Linked DNA regions of Homo sapiens: region 2 is linked to region 1. Evidence: chromatin loops called from intact Hi-C (ENCODE). Cell type or tissue: testis. All regions are shown on one strand. Links, peaks and the distances in the headings refer to the core of each region. The heading gives the core; the rest is flanking DNA. Region 1 overlaps USP9Y (ubiquitin specific peptidase 9 Y-linked). Region 2 holds the start of TTTY15 (testis expressed transcript, Y-linked 15).

Evidence for each region. Hi-C counts contacts between places; a loop is a spot of excess contacts. Peaks named below come from ENCODE experiments on the same cell type or tissue, not always from the same donor. Only the 100,000 strongest peaks of a DNase experiment are listed, where the experiment ranks them.
Region 2: a loop joins it to region 1, with 5 times the contacts of the local background. A loop is called at or near these places in 8 of 110 quality-filtered maps.

Annotation. Positions count from the first base shown.
Region 1 is chrY:12,712,312-12,717,689 of GRCh38, reverse strand. All of the region lies in intron 3 of USP9Y (ubiquitin specific peptidase 9 Y-linked), which reads right to left. Among named protein-coding and RNA genes, the nearest start is that of USP9Y, 14 kb to the right of the region's middle. In testis, for the core only: no CTCF peak of the experiment used is centred there; no DNase peak of the experiment used is centred there.
Region 2 is chrY:12,659,718-12,665,095 of GRCh38, reverse strand. TTTY15 (testis expressed transcript, Y-linked 15) reads right to left here and starts at 2,744. Exons shown (of 4, transcript NR_174088.1): 1 at 2,390-2,744; 2 at 410-456. It overlaps LOC112268311 (a long non-coding RNA gene), which reads left to right and starts at 1,604. Exons shown (of 2, transcript XR_002958838.2): 1 at 1,604-1,792; 2 at 2,345-3,781. In testis, for the core only: no CTCF peak of the experiment used is centred there; DNase peaks (open chromatin) are centred at 1,685, 1,925 and 2,835; H3K4me3 peaks cover 2,931 bases; H3K27ac peaks cover 2,310 bases.

The DNA.
Region 1 (5,378 bases), core at 137-5,136:
CTAGAACGTACAGATAGGGATACTTTGGAAATGACAATGTGATTTGTGAGTCTAGGTCATGAAAGGTATCATGGCTTTTTCTTCCCTCTCTTTTAGGTCAATTTCTCTGGCAGAGGTTAACTGCCATGTCTGAAGTCACTCAGGCAGCCCTACGAGGGGATCCGCATGGTTAAGAAACAGGCCTCTACCCAACCGCCATGTGAGGAAACCATTGTGGAAATGGACCCACCACAGTCACAGTCAAGCCTATCCATACATATCTATGATAAAGTTAAAGTTCATAAATCAGGCACAGTAAGAGATTAACAACAATAATTAATAATTTTTCCATGGATGGAGCCAGTTGAGGGGTGGGAGGGTTCAGGATGAAACCTGTGATCATGAGATACTAGATTTCTCATAAGGAGCACGCAACCTACATCCCTCACATGCATAGTTCACAGTAAGGTTCATGCTCCTATGAGAATCTAATGCTGCCATTGATCTGACAGGAGTTGGGGCTCAGATGGTAATGCTCGCTCACCAGCCTGATGCTCACCTTCTGCTGTACGACCTGCTTCCTAACAGGCCACAGTGTGGTACTGGTCCGACCTGGGGACTAGGGATTCCTGCTCTACATACACAACAGTAGCAGAATACACATTCTTTGCAAGGGCACATGGAACATGCATCAGGATACGTAATGCCACAAAACAAATCTTAACAAATATAGGAAGACTTAACTCATAAAAAGTTTCTTTTCAGATCAGGATACAATTAAAGTAGAAATCAATAGCAGAAGAGGCCGGGCGTGGGGGCTCACGCCTGTAATCCCAGCACTTTGGGAGGCCGAGGCAGGCAGATCATGAGGTCGGGAGATCAAGACCATCCTGGCTAACACGGTGATACCCCGTTGTCTACTAAAAATACAAAAACAAAATTAGCCGGGCGTGGTGGCATGCATCTGTAGTCCCAGCTACTTGGGAGGCTAAGGCAGGAGAATGGCGTGAACCCAGGAGGCGGAGCTTCCAGTGAGCTGAGATGACACCACTGCACTCCAGCCTGGGCAACAGAGCGAGACTCCGCCTCAAAAATAGAAAAAGAAAGCAATAGCAGAAGAAAAACTGAAAAATTCATAAATAAGTAGAATTTAAACAATACATCTTAAATGGCCCATCCATCAAAGAGGAGAAATCCTATAGAAACTATATAATATGTGAGGCAAATGAAAATGAAAAAATGCCAAATTTATGGGATAGAGCAGAACCAGTGCTGAGGAAACCTTATAAAGTACTTTAAAAAAAGATCTCAAATCAACAACCAAATTTGCACCTTAAAGAACTAAAAGAATAACAAAATACATCCATGCTCCACAAAACATTTCATTCAAGATGAACTAAATATACAATGGTCATCTCATAATATTGCAATAGTCCATTTTTACTAAATTTTTTCTGTTTAGAACTTACCATTGTATTACAATTGCCTACCATATTCAACTCATGCTAACAGGTTAGTAGCCTAGGGCAATAACTGGCCTACATGTGTAGTAGGTTATACCATCCAGGTTTGTGTAAGCACACTATGATGTTTGCAAGACAGTGAAATCACCTGACAATGCATTTCTCAGAACATATGCCTTCATTAAGTGACACATTAAAGCAAAAGCGAGCACAGATGTAAGCAAAATAGAGACTAGAAAAACAACTAAGAAAAACCAATGAAATCAAAATTCTGTTCCTGAAAAAAATAAAGAGCTGCTAAACCTTTAGCTAGATTGACTAAGAAAAAGAGAAGAGTCAAATAATTAATATTAAAAATAAAAGAGGCATTAATGAATTTTATACAAAAAAGTTAAGGATTATCAGTGCATCCTATAAACCACTGTATCTCAGCAAACTGCATGACCTGGATAAAAGGACAAATTCCCAGAGGCATACAATCTACGCCAAGAACAAGTTATAAAGAAATAGACAATCTGAGTAGATCTTAAACCTCTGTGGCAACCAGTCCCAAGGTATGATAACCTAAACTGTAATTAAAGAATTATTGAAGGCTCATGGTGGGAAGTATGCAATGCAAGTTAAAAACCACTAAGAGGCTGGGCGTGGTGGCTCACTTGTGTAATCCCAACACTTTGGGAGGCTGAAGTGGGTGGATCATGACGTCAGGAGTTCAAGAGCAGCCTGGCCAAGATGGTAAAACTCCATCTCTACTAAAAATACAAAAATAAGCTAGGGGTGGTGGTGCTTGTATTCCCAGCTACTCAGGAAGCTGAGGCAGAGAATTGCTTGAACCTGGGAGGCGGTGGTTGCAGTGAGCCGACATCGCACCACTGCACCACAGCCTGGGAAACGCAGCGAGACTCCCTCTCAAAAAAAAAAAAAACTACTAAGAAGCCAAATTTTATGGGAATGAACAATTTTTTTTTTAACCTTTCCCTGAAAAGATAAGAAAAAAGTCCCTTGAGCTTCTCGGAGGGAAAGATGCAAAGTAGCCATTTTGAAATACATAAGGACATTCTGTTCTGTTAAAAGAAAGCCCTCAAGAGAAACTAGTTTATACTACTGAGGTTTTTTAATGACTAAGAGACCTAAAGGAAAAAAAATACTCAACTCTAGCCTGCTACAGCATTCTACATGGTAGAACTAAAAACTCCAATTCCAGCTCCCTATACCCATCATGTTCCATCTAAGCCACAGCCCAAAGGCCACAGGCTCACTACGACATTGAGACTTAATCGTAAGATTACAGATTGCTTCCCCTACCCGAATACCTTACCAGTAGTACATTACTAGAGCCCATCTGCCAAAGTTCCTTTCTACATAGTACTTAATGTGCATCTCTGAAGAAAAAATTACAATGCATACTAAAAGACAAAAAAACTGTTTGAAGAGACAGAGCAAGCATCAAATTCATACTCAGATGTAACAGGAATGTTAGATTTAACAGATGGAGGCCGGACGCAGTGACTCAAGCCTGTAATGCCAGCACTTTGGGAGGCGATTGCAGGTGGGTAGCTTGAATCCAGGAGTTCAAGACTTGGCTGGGCAACATGGTAAAACCCCATCTCTACAAAAAAAAAAAAAAAAAAACACAAAAATCAGCCAGGCGTGGTAGCACATGCCTGTAGTCTCAGCTACTTGGGAGGCTGACATGGGAGAATAGCTTCAGCACACGAGGGAGAGACTGTGGTGAGCCAAGATCCCGCCACCGCACTCCAGCCTGGGAAACACAGTGATAGCCTGTCTCCAAATAAAAAGATTTATCAGATGGAAATATAACTACCATTAATGCACTAAGGGCTCTAATGAATAAAGTAGATGACATGAGAAGGTAGTTAATGTAAGCAAAGAGAGAGAAATTCTAAAAAAGATTCAAGGTAATACAGTATAGATCAAAAACACTGCAACAGGAATGAAGAATGCCTTCATTCCTGTGCATTTTAATGATGCACTCGTTAAAAAATTAGACTTTGAACACTGAAGAGCAGAGAAAAATAGGCTGAAAATTAAAAAAAAAAAATTGGCCTGGCACGATGGCTGTAATCTCAGCACTTTGGGAGGATGAGGTGGGCGGATCATGAAGTCAGGAGCTTGAGACCAGCCTGACCAACATGGTGAAACCCTGTCTCTACTAAAAATACAAAAATTAGCCAGGCGTGGTGACACGTGCCTGTAATCCCAGCTACTCAGGAGGCTGAGGCCGGAGAATCGCTTCAACCTGGGAGGTGGAGGTTGCAGTGAGCCGAGATCACACCACTGCACTCCAGCCTGGGTGACAGAGCGAGACTCCGCCTCCAAAAAAAAAAAAAAAAAAGAAGCAATTATAACTAAAAAAGTCCCCAAATTAGTGCCATACAATAAACAAGAGATTCAGGAAGCTCAGAGAATTCCAAGCTAGATAAATGCCAAAAAAAAAACAAAAACAAAAAAAAGAGTACATCTAGAAATACATTCAAATTGCAGAAGATGAAAAATAAAAAGTTTGAAACATGCTACAGGCAAACATCTTACCTATAAGCAAAGCAATGATTAGAATTACACTGGGTTTGGTCTAAGAAATCATATAAGCAAGAGACTGGAATAAAATATCTATAAGTGTTGAGAGAAAACAACTACCTATCTAGAATTCTGTATTCTGCAAAAGTATACTTAAAAAGTGGAGAAATAGAAACTTGCTCAGACAAAAGTTAAGAGAATTTGTTGTCAATGTATCTGCTCTGCAAGTTTTTCTGAGAGTAGAAAAATGATATACAACAGAAACATCTTCAAAAGAAAAGCATTCTGTAAGTAATGCATGAAGGTAACATAAAAACTCTTCTTTTTATCTTAAATGATCTAAGACATAATGGTTTCTTTAAAATAAAATTAGCAGCTGGGCACAGTGGCTTTTGTCTGTAATACCAGTGACTTGGGAGGGCTCAAGTGGGAGGGTTGCTTGAGTCCAGGAGTTTGAGACTAGCCTGGGAAACATAGTGAGAGCCTCTACAAAAGTTAAAAAAAAAAAAAAAAAAAAGCCAGATATGTTGGTGCATGCCTGTAGTCCTAGCTACCTTGGAGGCTGAGGTGGGAACAACACTTGATCCCAGGAGTTCAACACTACTGTAAGCTAAAATCATGTTACTGCATTCTAGCCTGGGTTGACAGTGATGCCTGTCTCAAAAAATAATAAAATAAATTAAAATAGCATTAACAACAACGTATTCAATGATTACAGCTTACGTAAAAATGAAATGAAAGACAGCAATGATACAAGAACAGGAGGAAACAATTACAGATATTTTGTTATGATAGTACATGTACTCCACTTTGGAAAGTGGACTTACGGATTTGGTATAAATGCATATTGCAAATTCTAGGGCAATCACTAAAAAATTTAAAAATAAAAAATAAAAGCCTATGATTAATAAGCTTAGAAAAGAAAAAAATATATAGAATGTTCAATTACAACCACAAAAGGCAGAAAAAATGGACACAGTAACAAACAATAAGGGTAACAAATGGAGAATAATAACAAATAGTGTAGTTACTAACACAACTATATCAATAATCACCTTCAATATCAATGGCCTAAATATACCTATTAAAAGATTATCAGAGTAGATCAAAAAACAAAAGTCAACTATATGCTGTCCATAGGAAACCCACTTTAAATATAAAGATGTAGATTAGAATTAAAGGAATGAAGAAAAACATACCAAGCTAATACTAATCAAAACAAAGGAAAATTAGCTATACTAACTTCACAAAGTGAACTTCAGTGAAGGAAAATTATCAGGAATAAACAACAACATTATATATGTGGTCAATTCAAAAAGCTGGAAATATCTTTAATGTATATGCTCCTAACAATATGGCCCCATAATATGTGAGGCAAAAAGTGATATAAATGCAAGC
Region 2 (5,378 bases), core at 312-5,311, 53 kb after region 1:
AACCTCCAACTCCCGGGTTCACGGGATTCTCCTGCCTCAGTCTCCCGAGAAGCTGGGATTACAAGCACCCGCCACCACGCCAAGCTAATTTTTTTTTTTTTTTGTATTTTTAGTAGAGACGGGGTTTCACCATGTTGGCCAGGCTGGTCTTGAACTCCTCACCTCAGGCAATCCAGCCGCCCGGGCCTCCCAAAGTGCTGGGATTATAGGAGTGAGCCACCACACCCGGACCCACAGTCATATATATTACTAAAGCCAACCGACAAAAAGAAATATTGTAACAGTAAGACAAGATTGACAAGAGTAAACATTCACGCAATCACCGTTAACAGAAAACGGCAACAAGAAATAATTAAAATCCCACAATCTTATTTTCAAGTCAGTGAAATAAAAAATACTCCCAACTCACCCTTGAATCACCAACGGCAAATACTTTAGGTTTTCTTTCTTCCCAAACTGTAAGAATAAAGTTTGAAGCGAGAAGTTAAAAGCATGTGAAGCGAGAAAGTTAAAAGCATATCAATGAGTTTTCTAATTGAAAAACAAATCCTTACACTTTTAAACAATTGCGCATTTGCAGAGACGAAAATGGCAGTGATTAAAGCAGCAAACTAAGAAAAATGTAGAAGTTTATGGTGTATATTTTTAAAGTTTAACGGTATAGTTTTAGACAACCGTGGTACCTTATGATCTGGTACTTAGTTTATCGGATAATTACTAATGAGAATGAACCCCAAGAAAAGAAGTCTTGAAAGTTTCGTAGTGAAAGAACCTGTATTTCCTTCTTAACAGTGATCTTGTTTTGTGGATTTAGAGGATGAACGAGTTGCCCAGTAAGAGAATGCCCCCCTTAAAAAAACAAAAACAAAAACCAGGCTGAGCACGGTGGCTCACGCCTGTAATCCCAGGCCTTTGGGAGACCGAAGCGGGCAGATCACCTGAGGTCGGCAGTTCGAGACCAGCCTGACCAACATGGAGAAACCACGTTTCTACTAAAAATACAAAATTAGCCCGACGTGGTGGCGCATTCCTGTAATCACTGGTACTCCGGAGGCTAAGGCATAAGAATCGCTTGAACCCGCGAGGTGGAGGTTGTGGTGAGCCGAGATCGCGCCACTGCACTCCTGCCAGGGCAACAAGAGCGAAACTCCGTCTCAAAAAGAAAACAAAAAACAAAAAACCAGCATTAATAGTTAAGGGTTACGTATACATCTTTCAAACTTAAAAACCTTCTGAACAAGTAAGATACACCGGGCAGCGTACAAATTAAGTAAACTTATGCGCAAATTTTATAAATAACATTCTTAATATAAACGTTTAAAATTCCTGTGTAAATTTCTAGTTTGCAAAAAATTTCATAAAAATTAGTAAAATATCTGCTCCATAAGTCTAAGTTAATATTTTGAGATACCGAAAAAGTACATTATGCGTAATGCGCTATCACAAAAACAGGTTCAACCACTAACAGAGACAAGTTGTTTCTGTAGAGAACAGAAAGGAGATCTGATACAAACTAAATCGGAACCGAATTGTTCATTAAAATACGTCATACTGCGTCTTGGCGTTTAGCAAAGTAGCGGAGAGGAAGAGGAGGTATAAGGCTGTAAGAGGGCAAAAACCTGGTGCAGACTCTCAGGTCAGATGGTGAGGGCTGATTGCGGGAGGTGGACAAGAAGTCTGGCCTAATGACTAAGGACAGCTAACGCCTAACTCCGTTCCTCATCACTCCACCTGGGTAAGAGCATTTGGTGCAACGAGCCAGTTTCGAGCCTGTGAAGGACCGTGGGGCAAGGTGTGTAACCAGGAGCGGTTAGTCCCTGGCTCTGAGTGAGGCCCCGGGCATAGACAGGAGGTTCTTCCTGTGAAACCAGAGATTTAATCCTCCCACTTCACCTTAGGCATTACGAGAAATAGGGAAGGCGGGGGAGGCTAGGCGGCCATTTTTCCTTACAGTGCAAAATACACACACAGCAGTTCCGCCCGCGTCTGCCCCTAGCCCTCCGAAATAAGAAGTCTCAAGCCCGGTAGGGCAAAAGAAGAAACGCACATACTCAGAATCCCCTGAGCCTCCGACATTATCTCACATCTGTCTGTCGGTGATTCGGAGGCGCGGGTGGTTTACGGTACAGGCGCCAGGTCCACGTAATCAGGGCACCCGACAGTGGGAAATAGAGACTAGACTCAGACCTACACCTGGGAATGGCGGACAACAAAATATCTGTAAAATATTTTGATATTAGGTACTTTCTAGGCACGCGGTCGTGACTGCGGCCTGCATGCCTGAGGAAGACATTGCTCACAAATACCGGGATTTGGCCTAAGAAGCGTCCATCTCTTTATACAGGTGACCGATGCCGCTACCTCTTTGTCATTCAGTAGCCCTCTTTACCTGTTTTGGCCTCGCTGCTAGGGCTGTCGCCGAGCTTACACGGACTCCAGGTGATGAGTTTTTCTTGAGTCACTGCAAAGGCAGTTTCACTAGGCTTCACTTTTCTTTCTCGCGGTTTTCGGCCAGGTCTCTCCTGAGACACTCCTATCTCCCGGTCCCGACACCAGCACCAAGCGCTCAGGTAAACGTCCCAAGTAAGACAAAGGCAATCTACATCAGGGCCTGCTAGCGGCGTGAAGGAGGGAGGGACTCAGAGCATCAAAGTCAGTCCACAACGGGCGGGGTTCAGTTAAATTGTGTCTCCAGCGATCTATTAGACCCGTCCTCTTCAATATGGCGCATTGAACCCGGCTGACAAAAAAAAAAAAAAAAAAAAAAAAAAAAGGAGAGAGAGAAAGAGACCGCCCAGCCAGCTGCGCAGGCTCCCACCATCCCCAGCGCCGCGACCTGCGACCCTCCAAGACCCCACCCCCGCCAAGCCCCGCCCCTAGGGCCTCCCCTGCTCTGATTTACGTCTTCCTCTCTTTGCTAACGGTTGCTGTTTCTACTTTTCTTCCCCTTTTCTACTCTTTCTATACCCAGAAGCAGCGGAACTGGCAACACCTTGGTGCCCTAGACGGAAACCTCAGTCCCGACTGAAGCGTATTCATCACCAACACTGGGATAGCTGCAGCTAGGGCCACACAATAAAAATAGCCCAGGACGGCACTGGCTATCCGCTGCCCCTTCAGCTATAGAATTCCTGTCCTTAATCGCTTTTAGTTCTGTAACTGCTTGTGGAAACAGCTGATTACTGGACAGGTGGGAGTACGAAAGGCGTTTAGTAAGACTGCAAATCTGATGTGAACTGGTAGGACGCAGAGTGTATGGCATAGTCAAGAAAGAAGTCAACGCCAGGCGAGGTGCTATGGCTAAGGGATTAATCTTTTGTGTCCCAACTATGTTGCTCTGACGGTTCCACTTGCACTACTGGTTTTTACTTCATCGTTAATCTCTGCTCTGGCCGATAACAGCCTGCATGAAAACATCACCAGTTTTCAAGTTTTTCTCAGGATGAACAGTACATAGAAAAGTGAGCCTGAATGCTGAGATCCTGAGACCGTGCTGCGGCGCCTGGGAATTCATAGAGCAGCTTTTAAGGGGCCACCACTTCTCGCATCGTGTGCCATGCAAGTAAACCTACCCTATCCTGAGACCCTTGCCTGGGGTGACTGGAAGAGCTGCTTCTGTAGAATCCTGGGCCAGACCATCTATCTGGACGAATAGGAGAAAAGCCTAGTTGTTGTCTCCTGCAAGATGTATTCAGTTGTAATTTCGCCTTTGTTCCTTAATCTGTTAGTATGGTATATTACATCGATTAATATTTCATATTAAATCAGTCATGAATTCCCATTATGAGCCCCACTTGCTCATGATTGAAGATATTTCTTATATGTTGCAGATTGACTCTTGGTATTATTTGTCCATTTTTGTACTCACCTAGCACACACATACAAAATTGCAGATTTGTTAGGATTAGATATCATGCAAAACTTACTATCTTATGAAGTTCTTAATACATGTATTGCTATCCTTGGTTTTCCATAAAAAAATTTTAGAAAAAATAAGTTAACTGCCCAAGATCATCAGCCAGCAAAGATAAGAAGTACAAGTGTTGGCCAGGCACGGTGTCTCGGTCCTGTAATCCCAGCACTTTGGGAAGTCGACATGGGCAGATCGCTTGAGGTCAGGAGTTTGATAACAGCCTGGCTAACATGGCGAAACTCCGTCTGTTCTAAAAATACAAAAAATTAGCCAGCTGTCAGAGCAGGCACCTGTAATCCCAGCTACTCAGGAGGCTGAAGCAGGAGAATTGCCTGAATCAGGGAGGCAGAGGTTGCAGGGATCCCAGACAGTGCCACTGCACTCCAGCCAACGTGAAAAGAGCAAGACTCCATCTCAAAAAAAAAAAAAAAAAAAAATAGAATGCAAGTGTTCTAAGCCCCTAACAAAGCCCACTTTGTGCTCTACATCTGCGCCCCATGTAATAATCATAATCAAAAGATACTCTAGAACTTAATTCCTGCCTTATACTTACTAACTTTACTTCTCCTTTGAAGAAGTCTTGATAGGTATAGATATGCAGACATAGGCTAATTTTTTTCTTTATTGCTGGTAAGGTTTTATTGTATAACATACATCCTATAAACATCACAGCCCAATTTTCACTAAATACTAATACACTGTGTAATAATACACTAATACACAGGTCTACCGATGTTACTACCACCATTTTAATATAGAACTCTGTTGGATCTGGGATTTTATTTTACCTTTCTCAAAAGCTATAAGATTCACCTGTTACTATTTAGTGGATCCAAAGACAGTATTTTGGGACTAAGATCCGCAGACTTTATAAAGGCAAAAACAAGCAGTATCAAGGCCTTTACTACTTGTAACAGAACAAGCAGCATGAGCATCATGTTTGCAGACTACCTGTGCTTCCTAAATCACGTACGAGTGATGCAAAGGGGCCCACATATTTATATGTCAGACAGCAGTGCAATGCAGTTCCTTGCATTGCAGATAAGGAACAGTTTGGAATTCTACTACGTTTATACTAAGGCAAAATAAGCAAGCTTGCTCTTTGTCTGTTGGAAAGTAGAGAATGATATTACCTTATCTGTCTAGGTTACTAAGAAATAACATAGATAGGCTGGGCGTGGTGGCTCACATCTGTAATCCCAGCACTTTGGGAAGCTGAGGCAGGTGGATCATGAGGTCAGGAGTTCGAGACCAGCCTAGCCAAGATGATGAAACCCTGTCAATACTAAAAATACAAAAATTAGCTGGGCAAGATGACGGGCACCTGTAATCTCAGCTACTCAGGAAGCTGAGGCAGGAGAATCCCTTGAACTCGGGAGGCAGAGGTTGCAGTGAGCCAAGATAGTGCCGTTGCAATCTAGCCTGGGCAACAGCAAGACTCTGTCTCAAAAAAAAAAAAAAAAAG